2 separate regions of the Homo sapiens genome follow, and region 1 is linked to region 2. The links are chromatin contacts, found by Hi-C or POLR2A ChIA-PET in ENCODE. All regions are on one chromosome and are shown on one strand. The core of a region is the stretch at or near the end of the contact, and the rest is flanking DNA. Distances in the headings are between cores, read along the strand shown. Region 1 has its middle 42 kb from the start of EIF4H. Region 2 holds the start of ELN-AS1 (ELN antisense RNA 1).

Evidence for each region. A loop is a pair of places that touch in the nucleus more often than their neighbours do. ChIA-PET counts read pairs that join two places held with the same protein, here RNA polymerase II (POLR2A). Pooled maps may share reads with other maps.
Region 1: a map with no recorded cell type shows a loop between it and region 2 (2.1-fold over the local background). The contact joins the enhancer-like site here to the promoter of ELN-AS1 in region 2. A Hi-C loop is called at or near these places in 3 of 168 maps with a recorded cell type or tissue (CD4-positive, alpha-beta T cell, CD8-positive, alpha-beta T cell and GM12878), 1 of 37 single-sample maps with no recorded cell type and 5 of 50 pooled maps. POLR2A ChIA-PET finds 5 or more read pairs at or near these places in 8 of 52 experiments (AG04450, Caco-2, HCT116 and 4 more).

Annotation. Positions count from the first base shown.
Region 1 is chr7:74,129,988-74,135,265 of GRCh38, reverse strand. No RefSeq gene overlaps it. Among named protein-coding and RNA genes, the nearest start is that of EIF4H, 42 kb to the left of the region's middle. RefSeq lists an enhancer at 1,416-2,203. Within about 2 kb of position 1,430, at least 3 of the 41 ENCODE cell types and tissues checked have a DNase peak (open chromatin) inside an H3K27ac peak, as active enhancers do; they include HCT116, where a contact is called at or near this core.
Region 2 is chr7:74,060,398-74,065,785 of GRCh38, reverse strand. It overlaps ELN-AS1 (ELN antisense RNA 1), which reads left to right and starts at 3,506. Exons shown (of 2, transcript NR_183555.1): 1 at 3,506-3,576. It overlaps ELN (elastin), which reads right to left. Exons shown (of 33, transcript NM_000501.4): 25 at 5,285-5,388; 26 at 4,647-4,685; 27 at 2,562-2,633; 28 at 2,417-2,476; 29 at 2,091-2,165; 30 at 54-92. RefSeq lists a silencer at 3,338-3,530 and enhancers at 3,333-3,627, 3,171-3,671, 3,672-4,172.

The DNA.
Region 1 (5,278 bases), core at 181-2,680, 72 kb before region 2:
CAGGCTCGAGTGCAGTGGCTTGATCTCAGCTCATTGCAAGCTCTGCCTCCCAGGTTCAAGTGACTGTCCTGCCTCAGCCTCCTGAGTAGCTGGGATTACAGGCATGTGTTACCATTCCTGGCTAATTTTTGTATTTTTTTAGTAGAGGCAGGTTTTCGTCATGTTGGCCAAGTTTTTTTTGTTTTTGTTTTTTTTTTAATAGAAATATGGTCTCACTATGTTGCGCTGGTTGGTCTTGAATTTCTGGGCTCAAGCAGTCCTGCCACTTAGGCCTCCCAAAGTGCTGGGATTACACATGTGAACCATCACACCCGACCTGAAAGCAAGCTTATCAGGAAAATAAAGGAATAGCCGGGCGCAGTGGCTCACGTCTGTAATTCCAGCACTTTGGGAGGCTGAGGCAGGTGGATCACCTGAGGTCAGGAGTTCGAGACCAGCCTGGCCAACCTGGTGAAACTCCATCTCTATTAAAAATACAAAAATTAGCTGGGTGTGGTGGTGCATACCTGTAATTCCAGCTACTCGGAAGGCTGAGGCAGGAGAATTGCTTGAACCTGGGAGGCAGAGGTTGCAGTGAGTCAAGATTGTGCCACTGCACTCCAGCCTGGGCAACAGAGCGGGACTCTGTCTCGAAAAAGAAAAAAAAAAAAAGAATAGGAAAGGAATAAAGAGTGACTCCTCCATAGGCAGAGCAGTGGCATGGGCTGCTTGACTGAGTATACTTACAGTTATTTCTTCATTCTATGCTAAACGAAGTATGGGTTATTCATGAGTTTTCCAGGAAAGGGCAGGGATTTCCCAGAACTGAGGGTTCTTCCTTCTTTTAGACCATATAGGGTAACTTCCGGGTGTTGCCGTGGCACTTGTAAACTGTCATAGTCCTGGTGGGAGTGTCTTTTAGCATGGTAATGTATTATAATTAGTGTATAATGAGCAGTGAGGATGACCAGAGGTCAGTTTCATCACTGTTGGTGGGTTTTGGGGCTGGCTTCTTTACTGCGTCCTGTTTTTGTTTTCTTTTTTTTTTTTTTTTTTGGGATGGAGTCTCGCTCTGTTGCCCCGTCTGGAGTGCAGTGGTGCGATCCTGGCTCACTGCAACTTCTGCCTCCCGAGTTCAAGCAATTCTCTTGCCTCAGCCTCCTGAGTAGCTGGGAGTACAGGTGCCTGCCACCATGTCTGGGTAATTTTTGTATTTTTGGTAGAGACAGGGTTTCACCATGTTGGCCAGGCTGGTCTTGATCTCCTGGCATCAAGTGATTTGCCCGCCTCAGCCTCCCAGAATGCTGGGATTACAGGAGTGAGCCACTGTGCCCTGTCAGCATCCTGTTTTATCAGCAGGGTCTTTGTGACCCGTATCTTGTGATACCAGTCCTGCCAACCTTCTGTCTCATCCTGTGAATAAGAATGTCTCACCTACTGGGAATGCAGCCCAGCAGGTCTCAGCCTCATCTTACCCAGCCCCTATTCAAGATAGAGTCACTCTTTTTCAAATGCTTCCTTCCAAAAACAAAGGATAACAGGCTGGGCGCAGTGGCTCATGTCTGTAATCCCAGCAGTTTGGGAGGCTGAGGTGGGCAGATCACTTGAGGTCAAGAGTTTGAAACCAGCCTGGCCAACATGGTGAAACCCCGTCTCTACTAAAAATACAAAAATTAGCTAGGGGTGGTGGCACATGCCGATAATCCCAGCTACTCGGGAGGCTGAAGCAGGAGAATCACTTGAGCCCAGGAGGCGGAGGTTGCAGCGAGCCGAGATGCCATCACTCTACTGCAGCCTGTCCAGCAGAGTGAGACTCTGTCTCAAACACACACACACACACACACACACACACACACACACACACACACACACACCACAAAGGATAACAGGAGACAGGAAAATTAGAGGACCATCTGAATCTTAATGTTTTCAAGGTGATTGCAAAAAAAAAGGGGAGAGACAAAGAAGATATGAAGTATTCTGTAAAATGTAAAAAAAAAAAGTCTAAGACCTCAGTAGAGAAAATTATGAAATATTTGTTCACAAAACTTATGCATTTTTTTTTTTGAGACGTAGTTTCGCTCTTGTTGCCCAGGCTGGAATGCAATGGCACAATCTCATCTCTCTGCAACTTTCGCCTCCCGGGTTCATTGATTCTCCTGCCTCAGCCTCCTGAGTAGCTGGGATTACAGGCATGCACTACCACACCCGTCTAATTTTGTATTTTTAGTAGAGATGGGGTTTCACCATGTTGGCCAGGCTGGTCTCGAACTTCTGACCTCAGGTGATCCACCAGCCTCGGCCTCTCAAAGTGCTGGGATTACAGGTGTGAGCCACTGTGCCTGGCCTTCCCGTCTCTCTTTTTTAGTATATCTGCTGCCAAAGGGAGCACCCGTCTCTCTTTTTAAAAAAAAAGAAGGAAGGGGCCGGGCGCGGTGGCTCACGCTCACGCCTGTAATCCCAGCACTTTGGGAGGCCGAGGTGGGCGGATCATGAGGTCAGGAGATCGAGACCATCCTGGCTAACACGGTGAAACCCTGTCTCTACTGAAAATACAAAAAATTAGCTGGGCGTGGTGGCGGGCGCCTGTAGTCCCAGCTACTCAGGAGGCTGAGGCCGGATAATCGATTTAACTTGGGAGGTGGAGCTTGTAGTGAGCTGAGGTCCCGCCACTGCACTCCAGCCTGGGCGACAGAGCAAGACTCCGTCTCAAAAAAAAAAAAAAAAAAAAAAAAAAGGAAGGGAGGGCGGGAAGGAGGAAGGGAGGAAGGGAGGGAGGAAGGGAGGGAGGAAGGCAGGCAGAAGATCTGAAGAAACATGAGTGGCCACTAAACACGTAAAGATGCTCAACTATAGAGGAAATCAGGGAAACTCAAATTAGTACCACAGTAAGATACTGTATTGTACCTGTTAGTCTGTAAAAAATTAAAAAGATCTGGACAACGAAGAATCTGATATACTGCAAGTGAGACCATAAATCACTAGAACTGCTTTGAGAAACAATTTGGCACTTTTCTTCCTTTCTTTTCTTTTCTTTTTTTTTTTTTTTTTTTTTTTTTTCATGAGACAGGGTCTGGCTCTGTCACCCAGGCTGCAGCACAGTGGTGCAATCATAGCTTACTAGCTTACTGTAGCCTTGAACTCCTGGGCTCAAGCAATCCTCCTGCCTCAGCTTCCCAAAGTACTGGGATTACAGATGTAAGTCACCTTACCTGGCCTTTTTCTTTTTTCTTTGTTTTTGAGCTGGAGTCTTGCTCTGTTGCCCAGGCTGGAGTGCAGTGGAGCAATCTTGGTTCACTGCAACCTCCGACTCCTGGGTTCAAGTGATCCTCCTGCCTCAGGCTCCTGAGTAGCTGGAATTACAGTGATCCGTCCCAAAGTGCTGGGATTACGGGCATGAACCTCCGCACCTGGCCTTTTTTTTTTTTTAAATTTATAGAGGAAAAGGCTGGTCGAGGTGGTGTGGTGGCTCACTCCTGTAATCCCAGTACTTTGGGAGGCCGAAGCAGGCAGATCACTTGAGGCCAGGAGTTTGAGACCAGCCTGGCCAACATGGTGAAACCCCGTCTCTACAAAAAATACAAAAATTAGCCAGGTGGTGGCTGGTGCCTGTAATCCTAGCTACTCGGGAGGCTGAGGCAGGAGAATCGCTTGAACTCAGGAGGTGGAGGTTGCAGTGAGCTAAGATTGTACCACTGCACTCCAGACTGGGTGACAGAGTGAAACTCTGTCTCAAAAAAATAAAAAATAGTATAATTTAAATCCCCAAATAGGATAATTGACTTTTTTTTTTCTGTGCCACCACGCCTGTCTAATTTTTGTATTTTTAGTACAGACGGGGGTTTCACTATGTTGGCCAGGCTGGTCTCGAACTTCTGACCTCAGGTGATCCACCTGCCTTGGCCTCCTAAAGTGCTGGGATTACAGGCGTGAAGCACCAAGCCCAGCTGAGTTTGGAGCTTTAAACAAAAGAGATCCACCAGCATAAGCCCTAGTCGAATGATCTATTGATCATTAAGTGTTGCCCTGTTTATGGAAGATTTACCAATACTTGAAAAACGACTTTAATTTGGTATTGGAGCTTCTTTTTTTTTTTTTTTTCCTGAGACAGAGTCTCGCTCTGTCGCCTGGGCTGGAGTGCAGTAGCGCGATCTTGGCTTACTGCAACCTCCGCCTCCCAGGTTCAAGTGACTCTCCTGCCTCAGCCTCCCGAGTACCTGGGATTACAGGCGCACGCCTCTATGCTGAGCTAATTTTTATTGTATTTTTAGTAGAGACGGGGTTTCACCATGTTGGCCAGGCTGGTCTCGAACTCCTGACCTTGTGATTCGCCTGCCTCGGCCTCCCAAAGTGCTGGGATTACAGGCGTGAGCCACCGTGCCCGGCCTGGAACTTCTTAAAGTAGAGTTTTGAAGTTTTTTGTGAGCAGTTTTGGACCAATCCCAGAAGGAAACGTAGCATATTTTATATGCACATGATTTCTCTACTGTGTTAACTCTGCAGCTTTTAAAACATTTTTATTTTTAGAGACAGGGTCTTGCCATGTTGTCCATGCTGGTCTCAAACTCCTGAGCTCAGCAATTTGCTGGTCTCAGCCCCACAAAGTGCTGGGATTACAGTCATGAGCCAGTGTGCCCGGCCAAGAAATTATATAATTTTTTAAAAGCCATATTAATTTGTGTAAAACAACTGACTCTGTTATAAACTGTCATGAAAAGCCTTCATAATTGATTTAGTATTTAGGTGGTGCTTTTGCAGTGGAAATTATGATTAAAGTCATATATGACTCCAACAAAAACATAGTTTTATTGTATTACAAAGTACTGTATTGATTTGCCAAAATTTTATAATTTGGAAAAGGTATTACCTTCTTTAGATCCGTATTTCTAAAACACTGTATGATTTACAATGCTATATTCTAGGCTGATTATATTAACTGAAAAATATTACCTAAATATTGCTGCACTCTAAATTTAAACAGAGGAACCATTGTTCACCTCTTTTATAGCGTTTTTTATTTGCTAACCTCATAAAATTTCTATGTGTCAAAATCACACTTCTATAATTGCCAAAGCATGAGCTATTAGATTATTTGAATGTAATTGGGTTTTGAAGTAATTGTGACCACAAAACATTCTTATAAAAGGAGCTTTGTACATTATGTAACTTATAAATCAACTACAGCATGAATTCCAGGTGCTTAATGCTTTTAATAATATGATGTCACAGCCAGGGGAAAAACTCTATGTACACTAATCACTAAAAGCACTGCAGTGGTTTTTATTTATAGGAAATCATT
Region 2 (5,388 bases), core at 2,257-4,756:
GGCATGGCAGGGGGTGCAGGCCACTGGCAGGAAGGCATCAGAGGGGAACTCACCGTATTTAGCTGCTTTAGCGGCTGCAGCTGGAGGTATACCTGGGGAGATGAGGCACATGACGGCTCAGGAATGCCAATGCCACCTGTCAGGCCCTGTCTTTTTTTTTTTTTTTTTTCTTGAGGCAGAGTCTCACTCCTTCGCCTGGGCTGGAGTGCAGTGGCGCGATCCCGGCTCACTGCAACCTCCATCTCCTGGGTTCAAGCGGTTCTCCTGCCTCAGCCTCCTGAGCAGCTGGGATTACAGGCACCCACCACCACGCCTGGCTAATTTTTGTATTTTTAGTAGAGACAGGTTTCACCATGTTGGCCAGGCTGGTCGCGAACTCCTGACCTCAGGTGATCCACCTGCCTCGGCCTCCCAAAGTGCTGACATTACAGGTGTGAGCCACTGCACCTGGCTAGGCCCTGTCTTCTGACCTACTCACCCTTTACCGTCTGCCCATGGACTCATCCTCCCAGTCTATCCCCCCATCTCTCCTTCATCTATCCAGCTTCTTGCTCTGTTGCCCAGGCTGGAATGCAGTGGCTTGATCACAGCTCACTGCAGCCCTGAACTCCCGGGTTCAAGTGATCTTCCTGCCTCAGCCTCCCAAGTAGCTGAAACTACAGGCACACACCACGCCCAGCTAATTTTTAAATATTTCGTAGAGGTGGTGGTGGGGGGGGGTCTTGCTACATTGTCCAGGCTGGTCTTGAACTCCTGGCCTCAAGCAATCCACCTACCTAAGCCTCCCAAAGTGTTGGGATTACAGGCATGAGCCACCATGCCCGGCCCCAAAAGTCTTAATTGTTAAGCTCCTACTGTGTGTCTGGTCTTGTGGCACTCACAGGAAGAGCTGTGCAGGCTAGTTTACAGGGGGAGACACAATGACAGCCCAAGAAAGGGGGAAATGGCCACACAAGGTCGGCCACCATGGTGGAGACTTAGGGAAAGCAATTTCTCTCCAAGCTTTGATTTCTTTCTTGGAGAACTGGCATAACCATCATTCTCCTAATTTACTCCCACCGCAGTGGTCAGGTGGGTTGAAAGAGAGAGGAGAGGGGGAGGACTGGGACCCTGGCGGCAAGGGATAGCCCCAGCTCCCGTTTGCCACATTTCTTGTTTTTATTTTGTTTTGGGATGAGGTCTTGCTCTGTTGCTCAGGCTGGAGTGCAGCGGCGTGATCTTGGCTCACTGCAACTTCTGCCTCCTGGGTTCAAGTGATTCTCCTGTCTCAGGCTCCCGAGTAGCTGGGATTACAGGCGTGTGTCACCATGCCCAGCTAATTTATATACATACATACATACATATATATATATATATATATATTTTTTTTTTGAGACGGAGTCTCGCTCTGTCGCCCAGGCTGGAGTGCAGTGGCGCGATCTCGGCTCACTGCAAGCTCCGCCTCCCAGGTTCACGCCATTCTTCTGCCTCAGCCTCCTGAGTAGCTGGGACTACAGGCGTCTGCCACCACGCCCAGCTAATTTTTTGTATTTTTAGTAGAGACGGGGTTTCACTGTGTTAGCCAGGATGGTCTTGATCTGACCTCGTGATCTGCCCACCTCAGCCTCCCAAAGTGCTGGGATCACAGGCGTGAGCCACCATGCCTGGCCTCTTTTCTTTTCTTTCTTTCTTTTTTTTTTTTAGATGACAGGGTCTCACTCTGCTGCCCAAGCTGGAATGCAGTGGTACCATCTCAGCTCACTGCAGCCTCTGCCTCCTGGGCTCAAGCGATCCTCTGGCCTCAGCCTCTCAAGTAGCTGGAAATACAGGTGCCCACCACCACGCCCGGCTTATTTTTGTATTTTTGGTAGAGATGAGGTTTCGCCATGTCACCCAGGCTGGTCTCAAACTCCTCACCTCTAGTGATCCGCCCACCTTGGCCTACTAGAGTGCTGGGATTGCAGGCGTGAGCCACCGCACCTGGCCAAGAGGACATCTTGAGCAAAGACGTGCCAGGGGTGGGAACGAAAGTCTCTGTCTCTGTCTCTGTCTCCATCTCTGTCTCGCATACACACACCACACACACTCACTGATTTCAGAACAACTCTCACCTCCAAGGCCCCCAACACCTGGAACTCCAAGCCCTCCGACTCCGAGTCCTCCGAGCCCAGCGGCTCCCACTAGGCCTGTGGAGACAGCTGAGCATTAGACTCCGCTGGTCAGAAAGGTGGGACTGAAGCCTCGGCCTGTGGAGGGCGGAGGTGTCCTCTGGGGACACAGGTGGAGCCTGAGGTCTCCCCTGGCCTTCGATGGCACAGTGGAGCCAGGAGGTGTCTGGGGCAGGGACTCTGAGTCTACAGTGCCTGGTCAGAAGCTCCTCCCACACCCTGGGGGCCTGGGGGCCTGGCGGCAGCTCCCACCTCCACCCAGTGCTCACCAAACTGGGCGGCTTTGGCAGCAGCTTTGGCTGCGGCAGCGGCGGCGGCGGGTCCGGCTCCTGGGAACACAGACCGAGTTCAGGGAGGCACTCTGTACTGGTTAGATTCCCTCCCCACCCTGCCCCTCCTGGGGTTTCAACTCACCCACCACACCGCCTGGGATGCCTACTCCACCGAGAGCCCCGAGCCCTCCAAGGACCCCAGGCACTGCTGCTCCTGCGGGGAGAGGAGGGAAAATGAGTGTTCCATTTCTGAACGATGGGTCTCCCTGCCCCAGGGACACAAGGCAAGCAGACAGGTGGCAGGGGCCATGTGACACTGTGGAGGAGCAGTGGACAGGAAGTCCAGTCCATATTTTGTTTCATTTTGAGATGGGGTTTTGCTCTGTCACCCCGGCTGGAGTGCAGTGGTACAATCATAGTTCACTGCAGCCTCCAACTCCTGGGCTCATGCGATCCTCCTGCCTTAGCCTCCCGAAGGTGTGAACCACTGTGCCTGGCCTTAAAAGTTCTTTTGTAAGCCGGGTGCGGTGGCTCACACCTGTAATCCCAGCACTTTGGGAGGCTGAGGCTAGTGGATCACCTGAGGTCAGGAGTTTGAGACCAGCCTGGCCAACACGGTGAAACCCTGTTTCTACGAAAAATACAAAAATTAGCCAGGCGTGGTGGCGGGCGCCTGTAATCCCAGCTACTTGGAAGGCTGAGGCAGGAGAATCACTTGAACCCGGGAGATGGAGGCTGCAGGGAGCCAAGATCGTACCACTGCATTCCAGCCTGGGCGACAGAGCAAGACTCTGTCAAAACAAACAAACAAACAAACAAACAACGGTAATAGTATCTACAGCAGGCACTTAACATTTTGAGTGCTTCACACTTAGCAGCCCATTTTTTATGCATTGCAGCAGGAAAGGTAGGCACTATTGTCATTCCCATTTTGCAGATGAGAACGCTGAGGCAGAGCAGAGGTTAAGCAGTGTGCTCAGGGCTTCAGGGACGGGAAGTGGCTGGGGAGCCTGCGCCCTTCGCGGCTCCACCACATGACGTCACTCTGTTTCCCTGGCAATGTCTGTTGACTCAGGCCTGCCAAGCAGTCAGCAGTGAGCAGGGGAGGAGGCCAGGGCTGCTGGGGGTCGGCGCTGAGGAAGCCAGGATTTTCCGAGGTAGAAACTGGCCCCAAGTGGACCTGCCCGGCTGGTTGGTGGATCCCTGGGGGAGTCTTCCACCTCCCACCAACGCTGCTCACAGGAGGCCAGGAATTCAGGGGCTACAGACAGCGTGGGTCTGGCCAGGCAGGGCTGCCAGAGCGCCAAGTGCAGAGGCTGTGGGACTGCCACGTCCTCTGGGCTGGCTCGTGGTGGGAGCGGTCCTGCTGGCAGGACAGGAAGGCGGGCGGGGGCCCGGGGTGCCCAGATGAGGAATACCAGCTCCTTTGCTCGGGCCAGAGAGCTGGGGTGGAGGCAGAGACTGCCCAGACTCCTCATACCCACAGCAGGCCCAGTCCCTTCCTGGACACAGGGACCATGTAACTGTCAGGGTCAGGGCAAGCTTAGGGATGGTGGAATTGCCTCCTGGGGGGCAACTGGGATTTCAAGGGTGTTTTTGGTGGTCACAGGGGTTGAAGGCACCATAAGCATTTAGTGGGCAGGGGCCAGGTTTTTAAACTGTCATAAACGTGTCCTAGAAACTGCCTTTTTCTTTTTCTTTTCTTTTCTTTTTTTGAGATACAGTCTCGCTCTGTCGTCCAGGCCGGAGTGCAGTGGCGTGATCTCGGCTCACTGCAACCTCCATCTCCTGGGTTCAAGCGATTCTCCTGCCTCAGCCTCCCGAGTAGCTGGGATTACAGGTGCCCGCCACCACACCTGGCTAATTTTTGTGTTTTTAGTAGAGATGGGGTTTCACCATATTGGTCAGGCTGGTCTGGAACCCCCGACCTCAGTTGATCTGCCCACCTCGGCCTCCCAAAGTGCTGGGATTACAGGTGCCCGCCACCACGCCTGGCTAATTTTTGAATTTTTAGTAGAGATGGGGTTTAACCATATTGTTCAGGCTGGTCTGGAACTCCTGACCTCAGGTGATCTGCCTGCCTCGGCCTCCCAAAGTGCTGGGATTACAGGTGTGAGCCACCACGCCCGGCCGAAACTGCCTTTTTCTATTGTGACCACCCCAGTCCTGTGCTGTCAGGGATGGTGTGGTGGCAAGGGAGCCACAAGTGGTTGTGGGGTGCACTCACCATATTTGGCTGCTTTAGCGGCAGCCAGGGCTCCAGGTACTGGGGAGAAAGAAAAGTTGGGGAGTGGTCAGGAGCCGAGCTCTGTGCCTGGGAGTTCTGCCGCCTCCTCTAGAGAGCCCTCCCTGACTTCCTTGGCCTCTATTGCTTCCTCAAAGCCCTGAAGCTGTACAGGCACAGAGCTTTAGGGCTGAACAGTGCCTCCACCTTCCGTCTGCCCCTTCCTTCTCTCCCCAGGCCTAGCATGGACTGCCTGAGGCTGGGCACAGAGTGGGGCTCAGTCACCAGCTGGTGAAGAACTGGAGTTCCTAGTGGTCCCCTGGCCACAGAGCACTGCTGAAGGGGAGCCAGGCTGATCTACCTGCTCCTTCCCTGGTTGGAGGGCAGGCTTTTTCTCAGTCTGGAGCCCTGCCACCCCTCTACTGAGGAGGCAGATACTCTGCAATTGGGCAGCCTGGGGTCCCTTGGCCTGGTCTGCCCTCCTCCCGCTATCTGTTACCCCCAGATGCTTAGGAGAACCTAACAAGGATTTTACTATGCACCCCTGGGTGATGAGGGGGTGCTGGGGAGGTGCTGAGAGGAGGAGGGATCTCCTTCCCTGAGCTCAGGGGACAGGCTCCGCCTAACTCCCTCATCTGCACCTGCCCCGAAGCCAGGAACACCAGCACCAACTCCAAGTCCAGGAACACCAGCACCAACTCCAAGTCCAGGGACGCCGACACCAACTCCAAGTCCAGGGATGCCA